Linked DNA regions of Homo sapiens: region 1 is linked to region 2. A link is an interaction called in ENCODE POLR2A ChIA-PET data of the cell type or tissue named here. Cell type or tissue: PC-3. All regions are shown on one strand.

Region 1 (4,000 bases), 110 kb after region 2:
ATTAGGTAGAGGTGATGGAAAGGATAGATAAGCCTAGGAAATTATTGTTGTTGTTGTTAACAATTTGGACCTTTTTAAAAATAGTTTTTGAGTACTTAATGAAAATATTTAAGAAAATGAGAGGAAAAAGCTATTGGAGAACTTTAGAGTGATCTAACCAAGTAATTATCCCTCCAAAGGAGCCTAAATGAAATGTTTACTTGAATGAACACAAAACAGAAGAAACAAAACAAAGTCTTGTTGTAGCAGTTCCCGAGGAAAGTTGAAGAGCATTTATTTTGATATAAAATAATGAAAGAATGGGTCACATTAATAATATCTAATGAATAAAGACCAAATACCTGGTACCATGCAATTAGTAGCTACTTAGAACATGAAAAGGTAGGGAGAAATGTTATCAACTTACATGGTGGCTAAGCCCTGGGTTCAAATCCTAAGTGATCTTTGGCAATGTTTTGAGAGTTTCTAAGGCTCGGTTTCCAATCTATAGAACAGGTATAATAGTATCTATTTCAGACAGTTTTTTGTGAGACTTAGTGTTTTTAATGTGCTCACTAGATCGCATAGCATACAATCAAAATATAAGTGACAAGAAAAATACAATGACTTTACATAATTAGCAACAATTGCGCTATTAAAAAATAACTGTTAGGTTTCTTTTTCTAATATCATTTTGGTTTGTTTCTAAAGTTTTTATAAGTGGAACTATCAGCCACTTGGGTTTTCTGCTTTGTTTTGCTGGAATTGCTCTCTTCCTCTGTCACTTTAACGAAACATTGGCTAAAATGTTGACTTTGTTTTATCTCATGCCTTGATACATTTCCTTATCTTTCAGTGACTTTTGAAAGGGTATATTCACTTAGTAAGGCTAGTTATAATTTCACAGAAAATGTCTTTCTCTCCTGTGACAGGGGTGTATTTTTAGGAAAAATAAAAAGTAAGTATACATCTTACTTCTAGCCACCTGCAAGAGAAAAATGAGTAGAAACGGGGTGTACATGCATTTAAATTTTGCTACTCCAGCTTCCCTTTCCTGTAGGAAACTCAGTTATAGTTTTAAAAAAACAAAAGAATAGATGAAAAGAAGGAAATGGAAAGCCCTTGGGGGAAGGAAGAATGTCACCGTTTGGAGTGAATAACTTAAATCGGCTACTGATACAGCTTAAGTTGAAGTTGTCGTTGCTTTTCCTGTTTTATTTTTTATAGGGTACATTCAACCTTTAATGGTTCAAAACTTATTTTTTCCACTTAATAGTAAAAACTATAAAGTCATGTCTTAACTGTATGAATGGGGATTACTTTAGGATTTTTTAAAGAGGCATTGCCTTGGGAGAAAAACACATATAGTCTTCAAGGTGAAACTTAAAATATTACCTTTAAATTCTTAATTATATTTTATGGAGATAATACTTCAGTCTTACTTGACTTTTGAATTAGATTGTTTAACACTTGGGGATATACACAGCTGCTATAAGAAATTAACTTTAGAAATATTTTAAAAGAAAATTGGAAAAAGAAAGAAAATGAAAATTTGTCTTCTCTATGAAAACCTAAATCTCTGTAGTCATTTTCTCAAACTGATCCAGCAGTAATATGTTGATTGCCATATTTGTAATATTTTGTTTTTTATTTTTATATTTAATATATATTTTTTAAGACAAGGTTTCACTGTGTCGCTGAGGTTAGTGTATAGTGGCAAGATCATAGCTCACTGGAAGCTCCAATCCCTGGGCTCAAGCGATCCTCCCTCCTCAGCTTCCTCAGTTGCATGTGACCACACCCAGCTAGTAATATTTTAATAGTAAGTTATGAATCACCAAACTATATCTATATAGTGCTTTAGTTATAGGTAGTTTTGCTATGTTTTATAAAAGAAGACAAGTTAGGTTTTCCTAAAGATATAGCCAGTCTTTTTCCTTTTTGGGGGGTTAGTGGGGGTGAGCTAATCACTTCTATTTATAATTTGCTTTCATTCACTTGCACTTCTTATATAGGTTTTCAGATGTCAACCTAAGTAAATACTGAAAAAAAGAAAAATCAAATACATACATATGGAAAATCAGAATCATTCTTATGAAGAAACTCATTCATTAGAAAAATTTGAAAATGGTTTCCTACCACTTCCTTCAAAACTAGGAGAAAATAAGTGGTGACCAAAACCGTAAGACTAGAAGCATGGATAAATTCAATTAGCAATTAAAATTTTTTTTCATTTTGGTAAAATCCAGTCAAAGTAAGTTATAGACTCTTAAACTAAATTATTTTAATACGCATTTTGCTTTTTGCCTGTTACGTAGACAGGAGCCAACCTCAATGTCAGTTTGGTGGGATATGAATCAGGTAGTTACAGTGCCCACAGCTCTTTCTGTTGGTGGCATGAAATGTAGTGAGCTGTGGACTGAGTTGTAATCCTGTTTACTCAGGCTATTTACTATCTCCCAATGATAAAGGATGCAGTAATACCCAAGACTGGCAGAAAAACACAGGAGTGTGAGTAAATAAAACCAAAAATGAGATGTAGGCCCAGGCTTATTAACCCCACAGCAATGAAAAGATGACGACAGAGTCTAGACTTTACTCTCCAAGCCTGATAAATGATTATAATGGCCAGTACTTTTCAGTGTTTGCCATACCCTAGACCTGGAGTCTGCTACCCCTGGGCCATGGACAGGTAGCAGTCCGAGGCCTGTTGGCAGCTGGGCCACACAGCAGGAGGTGAGCGGTGGCTGATGGAGCATTACCACCTGATCTTTACCTTCTGTCGGATCAACCTTGGCATTAGATTCTCACAGGAGTTTGAACCCTATTGTGAACTGTGCATGCAAGAGATCTAGGTTGCATGCCCCTTAGGAAAATCTAACTCATGCCTGATGATCTGAGGTAGAACAGTTTCATCCCCAAACCACCTCCTTGCTTCCTGTCCTTGTAAAAATTGTCTTTCATCAAACCAGTCCCTGGTGCCAAAATGGTTGGGACCACTGCCCTAGACACTTGACTAAGAACTTCTTCCTGTTTTTTTTTTTTAGATGGAGTCTCGCTCTGTAGCCCAGGCTGGAATGCAGTGGTGCGATCTCTGCTCACTGCAACCTCCACCTCCCAGGTTCAAGCAGTTTTCCTGCCTCAACCTCCCAAGTAGCTGGGATTACAGATGTGTGCCACCACACCCAGCTAATTTTTGTATTTTTAGTAGAGACGGGGTTTCACAATATTGGCCAGACTGTTCTCGAACTCCTGACCTTGTGATCCACCTGCCTCAGCCTCCCAAAGTTGCTGGGATTACAAGGGTGAACTACCATGCCCAGGCAAGAACTTCATATAACTTATATTGTGTCTTGTTCCTCCTGATAATATTGTATAGTAATTACTCTTATTATTATCATTCCATCAATGGGGAAACTGAGGCCGAGTGAAGCTAAATAAATTTGCTTAAAGTTACAAGCTAAGTAAATGAAGGAGCTAGCTTTTGAACTTAGAAGCAATACTTTCTTTATTTTTCCATAAGTTATTGGGGTATTTGGTTACATGAGTAAGTTCTGTAGTGGTGATTTGTGAGATTTTGGTGCACCCATCACCCAAGCAGTATACACTGCACCATATTTGTAGTCTTTTATCCCTGTCCCCCTCCTACTCTTCCCCCCATGTCCCCAAAGTCCATTTTATCATTCTTATGCCTTTGTGTCCTCATAGATTAGCTCTCACATGTCAGTGAGAACATATGATGTACGGTTTTCCATTCCTGAGTTACTTCACTTAGAATAATAGTCTCCAGTCTCATCCAGGTCACTGCAAATGCTGTTAATTCATTGCTTTTTATGGCTGAGTAGTATTCCATCATTCATATATATATATATATATATATATTATATATATATATATATACACACACACACACACACACACACACACACATTTTATTACATTAAGGTATGTCCCTCGTATGCCGATTTTGCTGAGAGTTTTAAACATAAAGGGATACTGGATTTTGTTGAATGCTTTTTCT
Region 2 (4,000 bases):
CCTTTTTATGTTCTCCAGTTTTCTCATCCCACATTGTTTTGAAATCAACTCATTTTGAGACTGTCTTGAGGGTATGGACTTTATGCCACAACATATAGTGCATCTAGGACATAGTAAGTATTTTGTGTTGTGTGACTAATATAACTTTATAATTTATAAAACATATAAATTAGAGTATTTTAAATGCTGATGTGAGCACTTTATGGAAATTTAAACTATCTTTGGACAAACTTTTTAAAAAACTCCAAAGATGGTTATATTCTTTAGAAATACCAATCTCTAACACAGTTTCCAATATAGACTGTGTAGTATTTAAAGGGATAATCAGCTTGTAAAAGTTATGTCATACAGATGAACTGCTTCCTCTAGAATTCCGAATAGACATGGCTTTCACTGTATTCATCACATCTTGTAGTAGTACTCAACACATTTCAAAATGCTTTCATGCACATGTTACCAATGGATCTGTTCAACAACACTATAACAAAGCTAAGACAGGTTGTACCATGTTATGTTGTAGCTGCCTCAAAAAAGAGTGAAATTTCTGTCATTGGAGGTATTGAAGTTGAGGCTGGATGACAGATTATCCCCACTGGGCCATTCTCCATCTTCAAGAAAATATTAATACAAATTGACTACATACAAGTCAGTGTCAGCATGGCTGTTGACAATGACCTTTTAGGAGAAGTTATTTTTACATAGGTCACATGTAACATAAAACTTAAAGCTTTCTTTTTCTTCTTTAAAATTAGATAACTATAATTTTATACAAAGAAGTCAAATTTCACCAGGCATGCTTAAAGGAATTATTTCTTCAGAAGTCATGGTTTTCTTCAGGAATTTAAAAAGTTGTGGCTTAGTTGTGTTTTCACATAGCCCTTCTCCAATCTTCAGTGACTTGCTGTTTAAACAGGCATGGATTAAAATACAGCTACTGCTGAATGTGTGAACTGCCAATAAGCTTTACAACCAAACAGGGCTGAAATTAGATATCCAATGCGACAAAGGGCCGACAAGTACCACTTTGTGTTAGACATGCTATTATTTATAGCTTATATTGTTGACACAGGCATGAATCGATGCAGAAATTAAAAACAGAAAACACCAACAAGTATCTTCTGAACAATAGATGTCACTCTTCCTCCTGAAAATGGACCATATTTGCTTTGGAAGAACTAAGGAGTTTAGTTTTACCATTCACTGTTTGTAGATATTGTCTTCATAAGTCAAGTCTTTTATTAGCATAAATAGAAAATAGTGTCTCCCTTGTCACTTATAGATAATAATCACCCACTTTACAAATTGCTGATTGAAAAGATCATGGCCATTAACATTTGTTGAACAGCCCCTGAATACAATGGGCTACAAGAAGAAGAGAATGGAGAAATAAATGATAAAGTGAAGGGCAGATTCCAGAGAGTTTTTAAGCTGCCTATCGAGACAAGCAAATATATTAGACATACTATGTGTGCTAGGAAGGCAATTTAACTTAGCAACTATTTATTTAGCATTAACCGAGGCACTGACATAGTTTCAAAGATGGTTTAAAAAGGCACAGACTTGTAACCCCATCAAAGAATTAATGCTCTGAGCTATACAAGTGGAATATAAATATGTAAAAAGTAACCAACAATATCATTCAATAAATTAAGTTCAAATGGGTAATGAAAACTGTAACAGCTATGAATATGGACAGCTATATAAGGAAGTATGTGTGACTTCTCAGAAGAAATATATTTTTAAATGGTTCTTTAAAAATGGGAGGTATTTGAAGCATAGAGAGAGAGAGAGGCTGTACAGAGTCTGTGAGACTAGAACTTCCATTCATGAGGTCTGTGCCAAAGAGAATGTAGAAGCTGTTGCAGAATAATGAGAGGCAACCACTAGAAGATAGTTTGGGGTATGAATGTAGAAACCCTTAAAAATAATAAGTACATTTCTCTAATAGTTTAAGACAAAATTGTCATGGTTGACAAAATGTTTTTTAATTTTCCTTTCTGTGATTGCAGAATTTGTTTTCTTATGGTTTTTAATAACTTCCCCCAGTCACTGGCTTATTTCAAGAAACCAACATATATTGGGTGCATCAGTCCTTTCTCACCCTGCTATAAAGAAAAACACGAGATTGGGTAATTTTTAAAGAAAAGAGGCTTAACTGGCTCATTGTTCTGCAGGCTGTACAGGAGTCATAGCAGCTTCTGCTTCTGGGGAGCCCTCAGGGAGCTTTCAATCATGGCAGAAGACAAAGGAGGAGCCAGCCCTTTACATGGCCAGAGCAGGAGGAAGAGAGAATGGAGGGAGATGCCACACACTTTTAACCAACCAGATCTGCTAAGAACTCCATCATGAGAACAACTCCAAAGGGATGGTGCTAAACCATTTATGCAGGATCCACCCCCATAATCCAATCACCTTCCACTAGGCCCCACCTCCAACATTGGGAATTACAACTGAACACAAGATTTGGGTGGGGACACAAATCAAAACAGATCAAATCACATCATTGGGTTACTACTCTATAAAAGGCATTGGGCTACAACTTTATCCAAGAGTTCACTCTAAGTAAATAGACACCTAGAGAACAAATAACTCTAATCTAGGGCTGTATATACTTATCTGTGTAACACAGGTTTCAGGTAAGATGGAGTTCAGTAAAGGAACAATTTGCAGCTGAGTGAAGACATCAGCACACATATACCCTAAGATTTTTGTCATAGTGCCTGAAATGCACCATAGTGGTGCTACCACTTGGATTTGAGGCCCCTTTGCACAATCAGAGAAAGCTGTTGAAACCCAAGAGGTTGTGCAATTTCAGGATCTATGACCAAACTTTAGGAAATGTTTCAGGTGAAGACCATCTCCAGGACATCTCAACTTTTTCTCTTCATGTGATTGCCATTCTGCCTGCCTAGACTGATTGTATTATAGCACTAGAAACCCTTAAGTCTACTCAATATAAACAGAAGGTTGCAGCTGTTTGAGAAAACCCATGGGGCCTTGCCCTGATGTGTCAAAAAGGGTCTGCCTTCTCTTAAAAAATACTAATCTGGTTTAAAACTATCAGAATTGGCAAAATAATTTCTCTTTTATTTTAGTTAATTTGCATAAGCAACTTGTTTTCTACCATTAGTTTTTTTTTTATATTATAATTTAAGTTCTGGGGTACACGTGCAGAATGTGCAGGTTTGATACACAGATATACACATGCCATGGTGGTTTGTTGCACCCATCAACCTGTCATCTACATTAGGTATTTCTCCTAATGCTATCCCTCCCCTAGCCCCCCACCCCCGACAGGTCCCAGTGTGTGATGTTCCCATCCCTGTGTCCATGTGTTCTCATTGTTCAACTCCCACTTATGAGTGAGAACATGCAGTGTTTAGTTTTCTGTTCTTGTGTTAGTTTGCTGAGAATGATGGTATCCAGCATCATCCATGTCACTGCAAAGGACATGAACTCATCCATTTTTATGGCTGCATAGTATTCCATGGTGTATATGTACATTTTCTTTATCCGATTTTATTCATAAAGTCTTTGCCAATGCCAATGTCCTGAATTGTGTTGCCTAGGTTTTCTTCTAGGGTTTTTATGGTTTCGGGCTTTACATTTAAGTCTTTAATCCACTTGAGTTAATTTTTGTATAAGGTGTAAGGAAGGGATCCAGTTTCAGCTTTCTGCATATGGCTAGCCAGTTTTCCCAACACCATTTATTAAATAGGGAATCCTTTCCCCATTGCTTGCTTTTGTCAGGTTTGTCAAAGATCAGATGGTTGTAGATGTGTGGCATTATTTCTGAGGCCTCTGTTCTGTTCCATTGGTCTATATATCTGTTTTGGTACTAGTACCATGCTGTTTTGGTTACCGTAGCCTTGTAGTATAGTTTGAAGTCAGATAGCATGATACCTCCCACTTTGTTCTTTCTGCTTAGGATTGTCTTGGCTATGCAGGCTCTTTTTTGGTCCATATGAAATTTAATGTAGATTTTTCCAATTCTGTGAAG

The links. Peaks named below come from ENCODE experiments on the same cell type or tissue, not always from the same donor. Only the 100,000 strongest peaks of a DNase experiment are listed, where the experiment ranks them.
Region 1: POLR2A ChIA-PET joins it to region 2 with 6 read pairs; 2 of 35 experiments call an interaction of 5 or more read pairs at or near these places.

Annotation. Positions count from the first base shown.
Region 1 is chr12:58,940,795-58,944,794 of GRCh38, forward strand. The region is part of intron 2 of LRIG3-DT (LRIG3 divergent transcript); the gene reads left to right. Among named protein-coding and RNA genes, the nearest start is that of LRIG3-DT, 22 kb to the left of the region's middle. In PC-3, no CTCF peak of the experiment used is centred here; no DNase peak of the experiment used is centred here; H3K27ac peaks cover 505 bases.
Region 2 is chr12:58,832,922-58,836,921 of GRCh38, forward strand. No RefSeq gene overlaps it. Among named protein-coding and RNA genes, the nearest start is that of LINC02388, 53 kb to the left of the region's middle. In PC-3, a CTCF peak has its summit at 1,137; no DNase peak of the experiment used is centred here.